2 separate regions of the Homo sapiens genome follow, and region 2 is linked to region 1. The links are chromatin loops, found by intact Hi-C in ENCODE. Cell type or tissue: HepG2. All regions are shown on one strand. Links, peaks and the distances in the headings refer to the core of each region. The heading gives the core; the rest is flanking DNA.

Evidence for each region. A loop is a pair of places that touch in the nucleus more often than their neighbours do. Peaks named below come from ENCODE experiments on the same cell type or tissue, not always from the same donor. Only the 100,000 strongest peaks of a DNase experiment are listed, where the experiment ranks them.
Region 2: it touches region 1 in a loop (11-fold over the local background); 8 of 110 quality-filtered maps call a loop at or near these places.

What each region holds. Positions count from the first base shown.
Region 1 is chr6:112,038,540-112,048,976 of GRCh38, forward strand. No RefSeq gene overlaps it. Among named protein-coding and RNA genes, the nearest start is that of CCN6, 10 kb to the right of the region's middle. RefSeq lists a silencer at 5,226-5,325. In HepG2, for the core only: CTCF peaks have their summits at 4,643 (motif pointing left) and 5,307 (motif pointing left); DNase peaks (open chromatin) are centred at 4,662 and 5,262; H3K4me3 peaks cover 1,007 bases.
Region 2 is chr6:112,158,072-112,168,508 of GRCh38, forward strand. LAMA4 (laminin subunit alpha 4) reads right to left here. Exons shown (of 39, transcript NM_001105206.3): 13 at 7,089-7,205; 14 at 661-809. Among named protein-coding and RNA genes, the nearest start is that of LAMA4-AS1, 73 kb to the right of the region's middle. RefSeq lists an enhancer at 5,521-5,570. In HepG2, for the core only: a CTCF peak has its summit at 5,437 (motif pointing left); a DNase peak (open chromatin) is centred at 5,450; H3K27me3 peaks cover 1,518 bases.

The DNA.
Region 1 (10,437 bases), core at 1,399-9,398:
GTGCTGCTTCCCCAGCGGATGGCTGCCTACCTCTCAAAGGAGCCTTCAGGGGCCCCTACAGTACCATTTTCAAACACCAGTTAGTCAATATTTTAAGCTGGGGGGTCCCAAATTGGTGGAAATCTGTCTGGCTGTCTTCCCCTGATGCGATAAGAAGCAGGAAAACAAACAAACAGAAACAACAACAACAAAAAAAACAGAAATGTAATTTTATTTCTATAGATGACAAACATTGTCAGAAATGGTTCTTTTCTTCTTTGTTTTGGATTCAATAAAGAGTGGGGGAATATCGGAAATGAAGGCCCTGAGAGATGAGCCAAATCATCCAAATGTATATGAGCAAGGTATGGGTGAGTCTGTCACTTCAGGGGCCTGTGGGAACTGAGCTGGATGAATGCAGAGCGAAGAGTCAGAAATCCCACAGCTGCCAGTGATGAACTGTTAGCTGTCCTTGGACTGTGTCGGCGCATCTAGCTCCACCATCAAACAGGGTCACAACTTGCTCCATTAATGACCAGTTCACAGTGCGCATCTGTTTCAGGCAAGGTGTGCTCGTTACCTTAACAGAAGGTTTACCTTGTAAACGTTTCTCACAAGGAAAAACAAACGACCAAATAACCTCATATTTTTGTGATGAGTAGATTTTTTTGGATCATCAGCCCTGCCCTTTCTCCATTACCAAGTTCACGGCAAGGCTGACATTCCAGGGCAAACACCCGCCTTCTTGGCGCCCACGAGCAGCGGACTCCTCATTCTGCTTTAGTTTACTGCTTCCGCATTAACTCGTCCACTGGCTCCCTTATTCATTTGTTCAACAGACAATTATTATCTACTGTGTTGGCAACAGTGCTGGGCACTGGGTCTTCCTGTTCTTAGCTATGTAGAATTCAGAGAAGAACACAGTGCATAGATTGCCTAGGAGTGGAGAAAAGCTTGATGTGGCAACTTCCAGATCCTATCATAGGAGATGGAGCCGCATGTCCCTCCAAGATGCATATTCTGGGAGGTTTATTCCCAAATAAGAAGAGAGTGTGGGTGATGGGCAGCCACAAACATAGCAAATGTTCACTAAAGATAGTATCTTTACTATGACTGGTTCATCTGCATTCTCCTATTCCATGCCTGTTGCCTGTGAAGAGTCTGCAAAGGTTAGGTGCTCCTGCAGCTGACCTGGCCTTCTGCGTAGGGAGGAAGACAAGTTAGACTTCCAAACAAGGTGACATACAAGTGAGAACTCTGTTGGAGGCAGTTAGCAGAAACCCAATCCAAATTAGCTTAAGCAAAACAGAAATTTCATTTTAAGGATATGGGAGAGATTTGTCCATTACAGCTCAATAAAACTGGGGAAAAAAAAGAATATGGGGGAGGAGCATGTCTCATGGAATCCAGTGGAATCCATGCTTGGACTTTGGGAATGACACAAATCCAAAAACATGAATGTTGTCAGGACTCTGCTGCCAATATTCATATAATTAATAATATTTGTGGAGCATTTATTATGTCCTAGGCATGCTTTCTGCTTAGGTTCATTGCATTTTATTTATTTATTTATTTTTACAACAACTCTGTAAAATCTGAACTAAAATTATTCCATTTTTCAGAGGTGGAAGCCTGGGGAAGTAAAGGCATGTGTCCAATGTCACACAGCTATTGTAGTAAGAGAGCGAGTGTGAATCCATAGCCTGTACTGGTGACCCTAACCACATTGTTGTCCCCTGCCTTGGTGCAGACTGCCATCCTCTGTCCCTCAGCTCAACACACCCCAAGTTTCACACATGCCATCCATCAGTCTATGGAGACACCACACTTCTCTGTGTCTCCAGTCATCTCTCAAAGAAAGGACTATGATTGGCCAGGTTGGATGAGGTCCCAGGGGTATCACCCAGAGGAGCTCGGCCATACCAACTAGAAGAAATGGTTGAGAGTAAGGGCTTCAGGGGCAAGGCGACCATTTTCAGGAACTGAGTGTTTCTGAGCAGCCAAACAATGGTTAACTACAAATTTCACCTTTCCCTCCTGCATGACTTTTCATTTTTGCTTTACTTTCCAGCAATTTAGAAATAAATTTAATTTTCAAAGGCACTGACTCATTCCATGTGTCTGGGAGCATCTAGTTCTCTGCTCTATTTTACAGAGCTTTCCTCTTCTTTTACTATTTTTTTCAATCATTAAAAAAAATTTAATTCTCCTGTTTTATACTGTGCTTGATTTTTTTGTAAGCTGTCTTAGCTTACAAAAACATTTATGGAAATATGTGAGGGATAAATTATGGATTAAAAAAGAAAAAAGACTTCAGAGTTATGCTATCAACATGGCAGCTACTAGCCACTTATGACTATTTAAACTTAAATTAATTAAAATTAAATAAAATAAAAAATGTAGTTCCTCATTCACACTGACCATATTTTAAATGCTCAACAGCACATTATAGTTCTATATTATAGAATATTTCCATAATTGCTGAAAGTTCTGCTAGACAGTGCTGCTACACAGGGTTCCAACAATGGTGTGCTGTCTCTGAAATAATGAGCTCCCTAAAGGAAGTGGCCCGGTGACCTGCATTCACCCTCCAGATCTCAGGGGTTGTGAGTCCCAGCTTTCTTTCCCACCATTATGCTTCCTGTTGATTGCTTCCTGACTCACTTCCCTATTCATTTTCTCAAAGCCAACATTTACATCACATAAACTTAAGTTATTCCTTTTCAGTAGCAGAAAAAACATATAATTGTAATAAACATTTTTGGGGGGTGGAAGGGATATTTATTACTGATACTAAAAATTTAATGCCTTTGCTTAATTAGAGGTGGGACTGAAGGAATGCATGAACCGAAAATGCTGGCTAACAAAACAAAGTGTTTATACATGGAAATGCTTCAAGAGCCCCAAAACAGAGCTCCCATGTTCTCCATGGTGGGAAAGTTTCCATCTTTCCTCTTTTTGTAACTGTCCAGAAAAGACAGAATGTTTTTGATCAAAGTGGCTTTGAATCTTTAGCATTACGTTGTCCCATTAGAACAGAACTTTTTCCCATGCAGTGCCAATCCACACATTTAGTTTCTGCAGCTCCTTAGTTTTATTGGGAATGGGGGTGGGGATGGTGGCACCATCTTGTTTGAAAGGGTTTACAGCTGATACTACCGTTTACAGTAAATTCCTAGAGTGGGAGGAGGAAGTGGCACATTTTTGGAGCAGCTAGGTGGCTGGAAGAGATTCTCCTCCCCCAAGACTGGTCAGAGGTCCTGTGAGAATGGGAGCTGCTCACCTCTCCTTGGCAGTGTGCTGGGCTGGGGAGGTGCCAAGATATCCCTAGCAGCGACTCCAGCCAGGGAGATTGGTCCCTAGATGCAGCATCTTCCAGTGCACCAATGTTCTCATGACCCAAGGCTGGTACTGAAATAGCAGGATTGTCAAACCTGAAGGAACCATTGCCTGTGGGCTGCAGGGACCTGGAACCCTGACCCAAACCAGGATGGAGGAGGTGCCCAATAATGATTATGATTCAGCTGTCCAACAGCTCAATAAAAGGGGGACTTGGAGTTACATGCGACTTGATTTAAGGGATTCTAAAAATATATTTATTGTGAACCTGAGTTTAAGAACTGATATTCTTGCTTACTGAAGGTGGACATACTAACTTTGGACATAAAACCTGAGGGGCAGGTAAGGGCAGTGTCTGTGTGCCTGGCATGCACAGGACACAGATGGCATTCTGAAAGCCATCATCCAGGACTGAAGAGTTGCTTTCCACACTCTGAAACTGTGACACGAGATTCACTTTGGAGAGTCTTTTGTGGATGAGCCTCATCAATTAACAGTCCTAGTGTGTGTAAGCGTGAGCTCAGTTTTGTTCTGTCAAGTCTTAAGACAGCATTTGATTTAGCAGTTGATTCAATTACATTACATGTGGATTTGGAAAAGTGGTGTGTGTGTGTGTGTGTGTGTGTGTGTGTGTGTGTGTGTATTTCTTTTAAACAATGATGTAACCTTTCTGAATTCAGGTGGAAACTGTCTTGATTGACCTCCGCGTACCAGGACAGATTAATTAACTCTTAGTTTCTTTCGTGGAACATACGAACACACCCTGAGCTCACTGAGAGCTCACAGCTGGTAGGAGAGGAGGCTCCTCTTTAGTAGGCCCAGTGTGTTGTTTGCCTCTTTCCTAATCTGTTCATTCCACTTAATTGTATCCCGATAACGACACAATTTGAGCAAATATTAATTTGAGCAAATATTACTAAAACTGATGATACACAGATACATGAAGAAAGATATTTCCAATGGAAAGAAAAAGCAAAATGCTTGGGAAAGATTCAACAGGAAAAGCTGCTTTAAATGTGTTGTTGAATTATATTTGATGGTTATGAGTACAGAATCTAAGATTCTTTAGTCAAGATGTTTTACACTGTCTCTAAATTCTCATTTCACAAAGGAAACTCAAATGAGACAACATGGAGGATGCATTATATGTGTGGCTCATAAAGAGAGGGAACAATACAGCACTCTAATCAGCACATCTATATTCAAAGAAAGGCATTGGCTAAATAAAAACACTGGTGAGTAAATAGACAACTCAGTTCCCTGCTAAAATAAAATGTTTGTATAGGCAGGACTCCTGCGAGAGCCCCTTTGACTGCCCGTTGAGCGCCCTCTGCTGGCCCGGAGGGAAGGGTGCCACGGAGGGGACGGCGTCAGGGCCCCACCCACGGTTTAGTTTCAGATCAGCGCTTTTCAGTTCCAAGATACAGATTCCGGTTCCAATGAATGCTGGTTGAAAATACGGCCGTGGTTTTAAATATCATGAAACTATTTTACGTCCGTAGTACTTTCATCTATTTTTATAAGAATGTTTTGTAACTGAGAAACCTAAAGAGATGATGAATTTCCCCCACCGCCCCCGACTATTTTGCCTTTCAGTGACGCGGTAATATTTTACGATAGGTGCCGATTCAAATCAGTGGCTTTCAGAAAGTACAGCTGCTATTCTTTGGTGCCGCTATTCAGAATGACAATGTGAAATAAAAATGATTCTGACTATGGGAAGGTCTGATCTTCCTATGAATGAAAACAATCATGTGGGCCACAGAGAGCTCTCTCTTTCCAGCTATCGAGGGACTTTTTGCAGAGAGAGAAAAGGATCCTAAAGCCATGTTCCCGATACTGCAGACTTGGCGAGATGGCGGCGGGCTCCTCCCACCTCTGCGGCAGCGTCACAATCAATAATGCAGGGCTCTGCGGCAGAGGAAGCGCCTGCTTTTATATAGGGGCGCCCGGACCCCAGAGCAGGGCTAGTCCCTTAACCCATTCCGCCATCTAGCGTCCGCAGGGGCTCATGGCAGGTTGGAGCCGGACAGTCTGGAAACTGCAATCTAGATTTTGCAGAAGGGTGACCTTTAGCCTTCTGCAAAACCTAGATCTCACTTAATGTAGATCTCACTGAAGAAGGCAAATAAAAAGTGAGTGGAGTGTTTATTCATTTTCCTGTAAGATTAGTAACTTTAAGGCTAAAAACTCTAAAGTAAGTATTTCCCAAGCCCCTGCTGTAAGTCAGTCATGTTGTGGGTACCAAGGCTATGAAGATGTCTCAGTCTCTATTTTCAGTGACCCAGTCTAGTAGGGACAAGCCATATGAACATATGCCCAGTTAAATTTGAATTTCAGGTTAACACGGAATTTGTGTGTGTGTGTGTCCCATATATGCTAAAGCAGTTAACTGGGCATCTATTATTATCATTATTTTTATAAGCAAAATCTTGCAACCGTGCATATAAACAGATGATTGCAGTATGGGCTTTACAAGGGCAGGGTGGCACGCTAATTGCTTGAGGAGCTTTGCTGTGGGTGCTGGTTAGGAAGCGTTCTCAGGGGAGAAGTCGCTTGTGCAAACTGCTTATCAGATAAAGCAGTGGGCAGGGTTGTCCTGGTAGAATCGCATAAGCAAAAGCAAGAGGCTGGGGGACTCGCAGTACAGCAGGTCTGTGCTACCTGAGCTGGCAGGTGAGGCAAGGATAGTGCAGGGGTGAGGTTGCTTCATCGTGGAAGGCCTTCTACTGTGCTTCCCAGGAGCTGGGTTCTATTCCAGGGGGAGTGAAAAAGGGTTTTGAGCGGGAGAGTGACATGATCTAATTTGTGTTTAAGAAAAAGAGATCAAATGGCAATGTTGAGGCTGGACTGGGGGAGGTAGGAAGCTTGGAGGCAGGGAGGCCTGAAGGAAATTGTCTAAGGTGAGTGAGCTCAGAAAAGTAGCAGAGCTTGAAGGTGAATGAGGGTCTTTTGACTCCAAGTCCAGGATGCCTGTCACTGTCCCCATCTAATTGAATTATGATTCACATGTGCAAGCATTTTACAAATCAGGAATGACACACCACATTATGCATACTTTTCCTTCTCTGAAAGATTAGCTTCACCCACATTTGGAAATACTGGAAATTTTTCTGTCCTCCTCTTCTCTTGCTTCTCCTTTGCATGTGGTCGGCCTCGGTGTCTGCCTCTGATTAACTCAGCCCTGTTTCCCACACAGAGCTCCCCCTGCAAACCAGACTAACAAGGCCAAGTGACAAAATGAATTATAAACCTCTGAGATATTTGGCCTTGTTTTCCTTGGGCCACAGCCTGACTTTTTTAAAGGCCCTTGGAATGAGGACACCTGTTTATTTTCAAGGAGACTCTGACCCAAGCCCCACGCAGATGGCTGGGCAGAGCATTTTGTGGTGGTCAGAGGTTGCTCATTTTTGGACCTGGTTTATTAAAAGTTGGACAGGGGACCAAGCAGAGCCTGGCACCTCTTTGTCCCTCCATCCATGGTGGGGGGCATTGGCAGCACCTTAGCACGCACAGAACAGCCCCTCAGAGAATGCACAGGTGTTGATTAACAAGGCTTGTATACACGTTAGTGGAGGAAGAAGAGAAAACAAACCTACTCTCTCATGCACATGTGACTAGAGTCACGTTGGGATCGTGAGGCTAGTGCTTTGTAAAAAAAAAATGGGATGCTTTTAACAGAAAGACATATAGAAAAAAAGGTAAGTGAGATGTGCAATACAGTCACATGTCACACAATGACGTTTTAGTAAATGACAGTCCTCATATACAAAAGTGGTCTCATAAGGTTATAGTGTAGCTGAAAAACTCCAATCACCTAGTGCCATCGTAGCCATTCCAACATCACAGTGCAATGCATTATATGTTTGTGGTGATGCTGGTATAAACAAACCAACTGCACTGCCAGTCATATAAAAGTATAGCACATACAATTATGTACAGTACATAATACTTGAGAATGATAATAAATACTACATTACTGGTTTATATATTTACTATACTATATTTTTATCATTATTTTTGAGTGTAATCCTTCTACTTATTAAAAAAAGTTAGCTATAACACAGGACAGGCAGGTCCTTCAGAAGGCATTGTTATCATAGGAGATGACAGCTCCATGCATGTTTTTGCCCCTGAAGACCTTCCAGTGGGACAGGACGTTGAGGTGAAAGACAGTGATATTATGATCCTGACCCTGTGTAGGCCTAGGCTAATGTGGATGTTTGTGTCTTAGTTTTTACTAAGAAAAGTTTTAAAAGTAAGAAAAAACATTAGAAAAAAAGCATACAGAATAAGGATACAAATAAATTATTTGTGTATAGCAGTACAATGTGTTTTAAGCTGTGTTATAAAAGAGTCAAAAAGTTGGCCAGGCACGGTGGCTCATGCCTGTAATCCCAGCACTTTGGGAGGCCAAGGTGGGTGGATATTTGAAGTCAGGAGTTTGATACCAGCCTGGCCAACATGGTGAAACCCTGTCTCTACTAAAAATACAGAAATTAGCCAGGTGTGGTGGCAGGTGCCTGTAGTCCCAGCTACTTGGGAGGCTGAGGCAGGAGAATAGCTTGAACCCAGGAGGTGGAGGTTGAAGTGATCTAAGATTGTGCCACTGCACTCCAGCCTGGGGGACAGAGTGAGACTGTCTCAAAAAAAAAATCAAAAAGTTAAAAAAAGGATAAAAAGTCTATAAAGTAAAAAAGGTACAGTAAGCTAAGGTTAATTTATTATCAAAGAAAAAATAGGCTACACTAAATCTATTTGTTCATCAAGTCTACAGTAGTGCACAGTAATAATGTCCTAGGCCTTCCCATTCACTCACCACTCACTCACCCAGAGCGACTTCCTGTCCTGCAAGCTCCATTCACGGCAAATGTCTTATATAGGTGGATCATTTTTAATCTTTTATATGATCTCTTTACTGTACCTCTTCTATGTTTAGATATGTTTAGATACACAAATACTTATTGTGCTACAATTGCTGACAATATTTAGTACAGTAACATGCTGTACAGGTTTGTAGGCTAGGAGCAGCAGGCTCTACCATACAGCCTAGGTATGTAGCAGGCTATATCATATAGGTTTGTGTAAGTTCACCCTATAATGTTTGAACAACAACAAAATTATGTAACAATGCACATCTTAGAAAATATCCCTATCTTGGACAGAATTACTACCCAGCCAACAAAGGAAGGAGACACGCTCTCCCTCTCCCCCTCTCCCTCTCTCCCTCTCTCCCTCTCCCTCTTTCCACGGTCTCCCTCTCCCTCTCCCTCTCTTTCCATGGTCTCCCTCTGATACCGAGCCGAAGCTGTACTGTACTGCTGCCATCTCGGCTCACTGCAACCTCCCTGCCTGATTATCCTGCCTCAGCCTGCCTAGTGCCTGCGATTGCAGGCGCGCGCCGCCACGCCTGACTGGTTTTCATATTTTTTTGGTGGAGACGGGGTTTCGCTGTGTTGGCCGGGCTGGTCTCCAGCTCCTAACCGCGAGTGATCCGCCAGCCTCGGCCTCCCGAGGTGCCGGGATTGCAGACGGAGTCTCATTCACTCATTGCTCAATGGTGCCCAGGCTGGAGTGCAGTGGCGTGATCTGGGCTCGCTACAACCTCCATCTCCCAGCCACCTGCCTTGGCCTCTCAAAGTGCCGAGATTGCAGCCTCTGCCCGGCCGCCACCCCGTCTGGAAAGTGAGGAGCATCTCTGCCTGGCCGCCCATCGTCTGGGATGTGAGGAGCCCCTCTGCCTGGCTGCCCAGTCTGGAAAGTGAGGAGCATCTCTGCCCGGCCGCCATCCCATCTGGGAAGTGAGGAGCGCCTCTTCCCGGCCGCCCATCTTCTGAGATGTGGGGAGCGCCTCTGCCCCGCCGCCCCTTCTGGGAGGTGAGGAACGTCTCTGCCCGGCCGCCCCGTCTGAGAAGTGAGGAGCCCCTCCGCCCGGCAGCCACCCCGTCTGGGAAGTGAGGAGCGTCTCCGCCCGGCAGCCACCCCGTCTGGGAGGTGTACCCAACAGTTCATTGAGAACGGGCCATGATGACAATGGCGGTTTTGTGGAATAGAAAAGGGGGAAAGGTGGGGAAAAGATTGAGAAATCGGATGGTTGCTGTGTCTGTGTAGAAAGAAGTAGGCATGGGAGACTTTTCATTTTGTTCTGTACTAAGAAAAATTCTTCTGCCTTGGGATCCTGTTGATCTATGACCTTACCCCCAACCCTGTGCTCTCTGAAACATGTGCTGTGTCCACTCAGGGTTAAATGGATTAAGGGCGGTGCAAGATGTGCTTTGTTAAACAGATGCTTGAAGGCAGCATGCTCATTAAGAGTCATCACCACTCCCTAATCTCAAGTACCCAGGGACACAAACACTGCGGAAGGCCGCAGGGTGCTCTGCCTAGGAAAACCAGAGACCTTTGTTCATTTGTTTATCTGCTGACCTTCCTTCCACTATTGTCCTATGACCCTGCCAAATCCCCCTCTGTGAGAAACACCCAAGAATGATCAATAAAAAAAAAAAAAAGAAAAAGAAAATATCCCTATCTTTAAGGGACATATGACTGTAATGGTAATAGTTTGCAAATGGCAGGAAAGAACGCAATGGATAAATGTATGCAAAATTATAGACATGCTTAGCTTTGGTAGTATGCAGTATGTAGTATAAGGTGATTTAAAAGGACTCTATTTTGAATCACCTAGTTTCTATTGAGCACCTACCAAGCAAACATCCTTCAGCCTTGTTGGGCTTGCAGTAGCAACCTGGTGGGCAGAGTTGCTGCATTATTAGAGACCCGGTTGCAGGCCAAGCCAGGAGTGAACAGAGGGCCATGGGAGACGGTACAGATGCTCCGGCACTGGTTTTGGTTCTGAGTTCTGTGAGTTTTCAGGGGAGAGTCCACACTGCAGGAGAATGGCTACTTTGTGAAGCTTGTGGTATTTGTAGCAAGTATGAGTATGACTTCACAAATTCATTTTCTTTAATTCAAATTAAACCAGGCTCTGAACCCTCCTCCCCTGCCTCCATCCTGAGATGGATTTATTCTAAGGTATCATTGGTGCATTCCTCCCCACCCCCAATACCATGGCCACCATCATGACCACCCACCCACCCACACCACTGCCACCATGAGTGG
Region 2 (10,437 bases), core at 1,084-9,083, 120 kb after region 1:
TTATTTCAGGGTCATGAATTCAATTCTGATCTTTCAGTACTTTTCAGTTAACATTAATTGAGTGTCCAAGAGGTGTGTGATTCTATTCTAGGTGCTGGGAGGAAAATTGCCAATTGATTTTCTCTTAACAGGTGTTGAAATCAAATAGTTCCTGCTGGGCACTGTGGAGTATTTATCAGAAGTCAGTTATATTGCCAATTCCCGACCAGTTTTACTTAAGACACTTGGGTGTGGAAAGATAATGCTGTCTATGAAATAAATAGGTAATGTTAGAATTAGACCTTCTAAAGGGATCTGATTTATTTGACAATGTTTTATACATTGTCTTTGGTCATCCTACTAAAAATTGTGGAACAGACACCCCCCTCTTCCCGGAACACAGACCTTTAATATGACAGATTTTTTTTAAATAAAAAAGACCAGCTCCCCCAAACAATTGCAATGAACAATGATGGACTCTCAGATGGAACAACCAACCAACCAACCAACCAACCAAGCAACCAAGGAACCAACCAACCAACCAACATATCAACACATAAGCATACCCAACCTTAATCAACCTGGTAAAATTGTATCCCAGTAGTTCTGACATATGGAATTGAATAGTAATATTTTATTCACCCCATGTAGATATTTGCATTTCTAAAACCAGGATATTACCTGCTCAATTCATTAGCTTCTTGTTGAAGGTCCTGTGCATGGTCAATAGCTTCTTGGACTAAATCATGGCTGAGGTTACTTAGGTTAGATAGTTTTACTTGTAGTTCACTTTTGGCTCCATCTATTTCTGCATAAATCCCTGACGCATTCTAAAGAAAAAAATTTTAATAAATACATTGAATTTAGAAGAACTTAAAACATTTTTCCTAGGCACCAAAAGATAATCTCTGTTCTTTCTTATTATGAAGGTCAGTAAATTTCAGTGCAGGACCACATAAGTCTAAAATACTGTAAGTATATGTCTATTTATCCCGCATTGCCAGCTCTTTCTTCTGTATTGATTGCTTCCCTAGCTAGCATTCACAACCCAGAAATGCTCTACCATTTCAGACCTAAAAACTAAAACTAAACTAAAACCTTCAATTATCCACACATGTCCCTAATGTTACTACAATACTTTTCTGCTCTCTTCATAGCAACATATTTCAAAAAATGGAAGTTGTTTATATATGTTGTCTCTATTTTCTCTCACTTTATATTTCCTATTTTGACCTAGTCCTGTCTGATTTCTACTCCATTACTCTACCAAAAGAGAAGTTAATTACATCTAAGTTACTAAATCTAATGGACATCATTCAGTTTTCATCTGACCTTTCAGTTACCTTTCAGGTGACTGACTACTTCCTAAAAATCACCTTGTAACACAGGCTCTCTTGGTTTTTAATACAACCACAGACCTACGATTTTGCTTAAAGATCGTGCAACTGTGTAGACGGATGTTCCTGCAAACCCGTGAGTTTCAGCCTTGGCTGGCCCCTCAATGCTGCAAAGAGATTTGTTCTCCTAGTCACCCAAATAGTGATTCTAAACATTGTCATGATTCCTAAGCCAACATTTCCTTCACCCACCCCCATCTGATTGTAAACAGATCACTTTATTTTCTTTTTTATTTGGAGGTCATAAACTGTTAGTGGGGGACACTTCTTCCACACTTCTGATGTCTCCTTTATATGCAGGGAGCACAGTGAGTGAAACTCCAGACCTCTCTACCCCTTTCCTCACTCTACTCCTGTGAGAGGGGAGTGGTTGATTTTGTGGGTAAATTTGGGAAGAATAACTCTATAGGCTCTGCTCAACTCCACCCTTCTTTGTCCTGGGAGCAAGCTGCCAGCAGAAAGCCTGAGTTTTCCTGTGTTCCTCCATGTTAAAACTATTCTGGGCAGAACCCCCATCTAAGCCTTACGGTGTTGCCTGTCTGGGTGGGCACAGCTGCTTAATACTGGGACTGAATGTCAGCTACCCCACTTGGCTAAGAGACCTAAAGCCATGCCTGCTGCTTAGCTGCTTCAGAAATAAGGCAACCTCCTTGGTCTCTGTATTTACTATTTTATTTATGTTTCCACCTGTTTAGAACTTGGGTTCTGGAAAGGGTCACTATTTATTGGTTAACTCCCTCAGAGACTCCAAAACCAATGAACAGGTATTTCCCCAGCTTTTTGCAACCAGCCCCCAGCCCTTCCCCGCAAACTCTATAGATGTATTTATAGCTACACCTACACAAAAATTTCTCTCCAATTTTAAGAGGAAAATGTTCATTTTCTGTATAAAGCATGCTGCCCCATTGTCTTGGTAACCCCGTTATTCATTCTTGCTTTCTAGCTACTGACTCTTCTCAGATATAAACATGCTCAAGTATCTCCCGTCAAAAAACAAAACAAACAAACAAACAAACAAAAAACCTTATTCTTTCACTTTAGGCTCCCTTCTAGCTTTTTCTCTTGCTTTGACACAGTGCACTTTACAGAAATGTTTCTTGCCAAGATCACCAACACCTGGCCCCAAATCTCCAGATCCACTTGACATTTTCCCATCCTTATTTACTGGACCCATCTGTGGTTTGCTACAGTGTTGGCCACTGTCTTTGCTTAAAACTCTTTTCTTTTCCTAGCTTCTGTGACTATGCTATCTCCTGGGTCTCCTCTTTCCCTGACCAAGAAAGAGACCGTGAAACTTGGCATTTGACTCCCAGCCCTTTCCTCTCCCCTGAGTGATCTCACTTCTTTCTCTGAGGGCAGTCTTTGAGTATTCTAATCCATTCTCCACTGTCTTGCAGGAAAGGTAATCTTCCTATTAAGAAAATCTGACCATGTTATTTCCCTTCTCAGAATCAGCCAGTTGCTTTGCAGGAATGAGTCCAATTTCTAAGCATGACATCATCAGCTGACCGCTCTTCTCTCACCAATTTCATCAATTCTCATGACCCCCAACCTGCTATATCCCATGGTCTAATCTTGACCAACTGGTTGTTGTTTTAATGCTCCACAATTTTTTCTGGTCTCTTACCTCTGCAAATATTTTCCCTTTCTGGAATAATTTTCCTTTATTTTCTGTCTAATCTACCTGGAAAGCTCTACTCCTCCTTTCAAATTCAGCTCAAATATCACTTCCTTTTTGAGGCCATCCCTAACCTCCTCAGGATGAGTTAAGTGTTGCCATGTGTTTTTATTATTCATTCATGTGTCAAATGATTGTAATAATTTTAAGTGATTATTTAACTCATCACATCATACAATCCTAGGAGGCAGGAACTGAGTTTAACTTATTTTTGTAATCCCAGAATGTAGCACAAAGGGTTTGTAGTACAAAGGGTTTACTTTTATGGAGGCAGTATTAAACCTCTAGCCATTTTGGTTGGTCATCTGGGGAACAATACTTTGAAAAAAATGTTTTTAATTGTATAAGTGGAAAATAGACCATGGACATACCACTTTTACTCATTCATTCCATCAACAAATATTCCCTGTGTGCTCATTATGGACCAGGAACTCTTCTGGGGGTAGAATACCTTTGAACACAGTCTCCACTTTCAAGGAATTTACAGTTTAGTGGGAGAGATACAGGTAATAAACAAGTGATCAAACAAGCAAACAAGCTAATTTCAGGGAGTAAAAGATATTTTGAATAACATATGACAGGTGGGGTGGGATGAGGAGTGAGTGGGGTAAGGGGTTCATTTGGATGTCAGGGTCATAAGGACACCAGCCATTTGAAGATCTGAGGGCAGCAGGTGCAGAAATCCTGAGGCAGGAAATAAGTATGGTATATTTGAAAAATAGAGAGGAGTTTGTTGGGCTGGAGTGCAGTGAGTGAGAAAAGAGTTGGGTATGTGGTCAGAAAAGTGGGTCTGAGCTGGGTCATGTAGGGTCTCATGGGCCATGACAAAATGAGCTTGTTTCTTACTTTAAGTGCCACTGGGGAGTGTCTATAGTAGAAATAATGTTGGTTATGTTTTTAAAGGATTGTTCTGCTACTGCATAAAGAATATGTCTTGAAGGACAAGAGTGGAGACAGTTGGATCAGCTAGGAGGCTCTGGTGGCAATTTAAACTGTAGATGAGGTGACTTGGACCAAAGAGCAGCAGTAGAGACAAGGAAAGTGGTCAGAAATCAAGATTCAAGGCCTGGTGTGGTGGCTCACGCCTGTAATCCCAGCACTCTGGGATGCCAAGGCAGGTGGATCATCTGAGGTCAGGAGTTTGAGACCAGCCTGGCCAACATGGTGAAAATCCATCTCTACTAAAAATACAAAAAATTAGCCGGGCATGGTGGTGGATGCCTGTAATCCCAGCTACTCGGGAGGCTGAGGCAGGAGAATTGCTTGAACCCAGGAGGCAGAGGTTGCAGTGAGCCGAGATCACTCCATTGCACTCCAGCCTGGGCAACAAGGATGAAGCCACGTCTCAAAAAAAATAACAATAAAAAAATAAATAAAATAAAATAGAAAGAAAGAAATCAAGATTCATTTTAGAGATAAGGAGAAAGGAGAAAGCAGTAGTGACTCTGGAGTTTTGATTTGAGCAATTGGGTTGTGCCATTTATTGAGATGGAGAAGACTGGGGAAGGAGTGGGTTTTATTTAAGACATGTCAAGTTTGATATGTCTATTATTAATACATCATAGATGAGACTGTGACTTTATTACAGTCGTACTGAGTTCTGACTTGAAAATGTCAAGTTAGCACTCGGATATAGGAGTTTGGAACTCCGTGGAGGTGTCATAGCTGGAGGTATAATTGTGTATTCATTGGTGTGTAATTGTTCTTTAAAGCCAAGGGAGTCAATGAGATCAGCTAGGGAGAGAGTATAGGTAGAAAAGAAGGCCTAGGACCAAGCACAGAGCCATTCATTATCCAGAGCAGAGATCAACATGGCCCAGTGTCAAGTGCAGCTCAAATCTTTTTTTTTTTTTTTTTTTTTTTTGAGACAGGGTCTCACCTTGTCACCCAGGCTGGAGTGCAGAGGCACCATCACGGCTCACTGCAGCCTGCACTTCCCGGGCTCAAGTGATCCTCCCATCTCAGCCTCCTGAGCAGCTGGGACTGTAGGCATGCACCACCACGCCTAGCTATTTAAAAAAAAATTTTCTTTTTTGTAGAGAGGGGGTCTCACTATGTTTCCCAGGCTGGTCTTGAACTCCTGGGTTCAAGCACTTTCCCCCACCTTGGCCTCCCAGAGTGCTGGGATTAGAGGCGTGAGCCACTGCACCAAACCAAAGCCTGTTGAGCTGAGAATATATCTTACATATTTAAACGGTTGTAAAAAAAAATTAAAAACAAACAAAACCCAGAAAAAAATAAGAGACAGTGGTTGTACGTGGCCTGCAGAGCCTAAAATATTGACCACTTAGAGGGTGTGCAGAGGCGAGGCTAGCAAAGGGGGCTGGGAAGAAACCGCTAGCCAGGGTAGAGGCCATGAGCGGTACCAGAGCAGCCAGGACAAGGGCGCCACCTGGTGTTTAGAGGAGGGAGGGCTGAGAAAGCCCGGGAGAGACAGGCGGGTCGCTGGTGACCTGGACAGGAACAGTCTCAGTGAAGGGGATGGAACCCCCTTCAGAAACGGCCGAGTATAGGGGACAGTGGGAGTCTGGGAGGTAGAAACAGCAATGATAAGTCACTCGAGACATTTTGCTGTGAAGCTGAGCAGAATGGTAGGGCAGAAGTTAGAGGGGATGCAAGCTTTATAAAAGATTTTTTTACAGGGCTTTTTTCTTTTTGATATTTAAAAGATAGGAGATAGTACAGCACGTTTGTACGCTGATGGTAATGATTAAGTAAAGAATGAGAACGGGATGATTCAGAAGAAAGGGCATAACTTGAGGAGTGAAACCCTGCAACCTGTTTTCAAGGCCGGGCAGGAGAAGGAATGCTTACAACGGAGGGGAGGCAGAGGTGTGGGCACAGATGCAGGCGGGCCGGCGGATCTGGGGAGGAAGGATGAAGGGAGTTCTCTTCTCTTTGTTTCTAATTTTTCAGAAAGCAGGAAGCCAAGTCACCAGGCAGAACTGATAGCATGGGAAGTGGGTTCCCACCAGTCGCATGCAGCTGCTCTGGTATGGCCATGGTGCTGGGGATGAGTCAGAAATCTCAGGTAGGTACAACAGAGGAACAGGCAGATATGGTAGTTAAGGGTATTTTGAAAGAATTATTATATTTGATAATTTGAGCTGCTTAAGGAGGGAAGAAAGGACATGAGAGGGGTACGGTAAAAAAGGCAGGGAGGTCTCCATGTGGCCAGAGAATTACTGGAGTGGGCATTCTAGAATAAGTGAGATAGGAGATGGTGCTCTGGGAGGGAGGTGCTTGAAACTAGGGTTTGGGAGGAGGTACTGTTACTGAGGACAAGATCTGGGTATGGCCATAGGTGGGAAAACAGAGGTGGACTGGAGGATAAGCTTGCTGGAAAGGGCAAGTTCAAGGAGCTGGAGGTCAGAGAGTCGGTGACTTCATCCATATGGATTTTGCTGTCACCAAGGAGAGTGATGGGAGTCAGTTTGGAGAGAAAGACAGTTTGGTGCTGAAATAGTCAACGGACAATCAAATGACCTTAAAGTGATATCTTTCGAAAGGTAATAAAATGAACTAAGAGTAATTTCATGATAGTTCAGTTCACTGCATTTTATTGGAAATTTTCTACTTTTACAAAATGTGACTTTTATTGATTTTGAATGCCAGATTTATCAAACACAACTTTATGAGTGAAGAGTGAGTAGGATGGATCGAGAGCAGCATTTTCAATAGAACTCTCTGCAAGAAGTTCCACTATATTCAGTGGCGCAATGCCTGTTTCTGCACAATGCTTGTGCCACTGAATATAGTAGCTGCTAGCTATGTGGCTGCTGAGGACTTGAAAAGTGGCTAATGTGACTGAAGAATTAAAATTTTAATTTTATTTAATTTTAAGTAATTTAAATTTAAGTAGTCATATGTGGCTGGTGGTCATCGTACAGTGCAAGAAACTAAAACATTCAGTCATCTGATCTTTATAATGCCTGCTCACTGGTTAGATATGAATTTATTATTATTCTGTGACACTGAGCTGCTGTTGTAACCTGCTGGAAATACAAACCTGAACAAGTCACGTGCGTCCTTACCTTTATTATATCATCAAGTTCTGAAAGAGTTAGACGAGGTGTTGTCAGAGAGTCCGCAGATGTGCTCAGAGACATGTTCACCACTTCCATTTGTTCCCTCACTCTTTCCTGTTGTTTCTGCGGGAAGGAAGAGTAAGGGAGAGTGAAGTGAATATGTCTTTAGGGAAAGCGTTGGGGAGAGCAGTAAATGTCAACTTGCTCTCTTTGGACTCAGACAAATCTGGGTTCATATCCCAGCTCCATCCTTGCTGTGTGCCTTTGGGGAATGCTACCTGTTTGATGCTGCTTTCTCATTTATAATACAGAGATAACAACAGTAAGAATCTTGGGAGATTAGACATACGGAGGATTATTATAACACCGTCATTTCAAAGAGAGCTAGCGCCTTAGAGAGGGCATTTGTCTCTTTTTCCCAGAATATAAAAGAGGACTATGGAGAAAGGATTGAACACAGGCTCTATATTTGCAGTGATTGGAATATGAATTAATTCAAAAAGTATTTATCATGTGCCAGCCTTGGGCCTGACACAAACAGCCCATTTGGACAGGAACAGAGAATATACAAAAATAATCTTATTATGTCCTTTTAAAAATTAAAAATGGCCCTACTATTAAAGCATCAAATTTTAATCTTGCTTCATACCTCTCAGAGCTCTTTATTGTAAATGCTCAGATGTTTTGAGAAGGGAAAGTAAATACTAATACATGTCTTGATGAGTACTTTAATTTCTACCATCACTTTTAGGTTCTAGAGGCAGGGACATTGTGATTCTGAAGAAATATTATGGGGCTTCCAATGAGTTTAGAGTTTGAAAGAAACATAGAAAGAAACTTTAGGAGGGAAAAGTAAAAGACTCATTTTACAATTTGAGTGAAAAATGAGTTGAAGTTACCTTAGAAATAGTAACAAGTCAGAGTTGAAATATACATTATAGTGTAATCTAGAATATCATAGAAATAATTATAGAAGCCTAGATAGAGAAGGAAATACTTTAAAGCTTTTTAAGTTCATCTTAATGTCCTTTCTTACTCCCTGCAGTCTTTTCTGGCTTAAAGAAAAGGAAGAATGGAACCCATCTTCTCCAGATATGTTGTTATGGGGTAGGTGTAGGTCTAGAGACAGAAAAGAATCACATTTGAACATCCTCTTAATGCAAGAACATTTTTAAAGAAACAATTTTCCCTGAATATCCATCAAGCCTAATACAGTGTGACTATCTGAGATCAATTATTCTTATCTTTACAAAGACTGGGAGTTATACAGCAAAAGCAATACTGTAAAATATGTGTATTAAAATATGTAAAAGAAGGGAGTTGAAAAAAGGTTGGTATTATTTACCTCTCACAGAACTGTTTTCCTTTTACAGTGTTCTTTACCCCTTCTGTAAGTTCTCTCTGGGTGACTGCGGGAGAACACTGCTAACACCCTGAAGTCAGAGACAAACTTCAAAGCTGTGTGCTAATAGCACTGTATATAAGCTTATTTGCAGTAGATGAAAAACAATATGCTTCAAGTTAATGAGTTTCTCCCACTTACCGTATATAGCATTAGACAGAAATGAATAAAATTAGCTTTGAAACAAATAAAGATATTTCCACAGAAAAGTGGTCAACTTGAACAAAGTAAAATGTTGAAAACTGATAATTATGAAAATGACACAATTGTCACTATTCAGCATGCTTCACTGTGCATATTACATATGCAAAAAAATAGAAAAAGTTCCACGGTCAACAACAACAACAGCAACAGCAACAGCAACAAAAACAACAAAAAACAGTCCTGGGAAGGTAAAGCTTGGGTATATAGTAATCCCTAAACAGTGCTTTTGAAGGAGTATTTTACTTACTTTTAAACTATACAATCTCATGTTCATCTGATAAGTTTTTAATCATTCTGTTACCCTTTGGAGATAGAGGTAAGATGACAAAATAATGTAATTGCTAGTTGTATGGCTACTGTTGGTACATGTCAAAATGATTAAGCTCTGTGGGTACTTTTTTGGTTTTGTATGATAACTGAAATTTGGGGATTATTCTTTTCTAGCCCATGCTGTAGGTGTAATAGTGAAATGTAAAATTAAAACAATTAAATTTGGGCCGGGTGTGGTGGCACATGCCTGTAATCCCAGCTACTTGGGAGGCTGAGGCAACAGAATTGCTTGAACCCAGGAGGTGGAGGTTGTGGTGAGCTAAGATTGTGCCACTGTACTCCAGCCTGGGTGACAGAGTAAGACTGTGTCTCAAAACAACAACAACAAACCCACTTAAGTTTGTTTTCTAAAACACAGAGTCAAATTCCAGTAAGGTCAGATCCATTCAAATCTATTTGTCGTAGGAAAGACTATAAATAAAACATTGGATTTTAAATTTTGTTGGAAGGAATTAAAATTTCATGATATTTTGCAAAAGTATGCAAAAGAATGGTGAAAGTAGTGTTTAGTAATTTAGAAGTCCAAGTTAATATGAAATAAGAGTATTTGTGATCATGAAGAACCAGTGTACATAAATCAAATCTGTATTACTTGACAGTGCTCCAAGCATTTGTCCATCCATCTGTTCATCAATAGATGTAACAAATGCAAGTTATTGTGTTTGGTGCTAGGAAGATACAATTTGTGCAAGGCTGGAGTGCTGCCCTTGGATGCTCACGGTCTAGTGGGGTTAGACTAGATGCATACCATCACACACACACACACACACACACACACACACACACACACACACACACACACACAGAGTTATGCATTCAGCAATCAAGAGTGACTCCACCAGGCGCGGTGGCTCACGCCTGTAATCCCAGCACTTTGGGAGGCCGAGGCAGGCAGATCACAAGGTCAGGAGATGGAGACCATCCTGGTGAAACCCCATCTCTACTAAAAATACAAAAAATTAGCCGGGCGTGGTGGCGGGTGCCTGTAGTCCCAGCTACTCAGGAGGCTGAGACAGGAGAATGGCACGAACCCGGGAGGCAGAGCTTGCAGTGAGCTGAGATCGCGCCACTGCACTCCAGCCTGGGCAACAGAGCGAGACTCCGTCTCAAAAAAAAAAAAAAAAGGAGTGACTCCTAGACAGGAACATAGAAGAATATATGCTTAGTGTGATGAAGCCTGGTGATCATTCCAGTGATACAACCAATGGCTGCACCAGTAGAGAGGAAGGAAGGACTCCTTCTGGCAGCTAGTGTTCTTTTTTTTTTTTTTTTTGAGGTGGAGTTTCACTCTTGTCACTCAGGCTAGAGTGCAATGGCACAATCTTAGCTCACTGCAACCGCTGCCTCCCGGACTCAAGCAATTCTCCTGTCTCAGCCTCCCAAGTAGCTGGTATTACAGGTGCCCACCACCATGCCCAG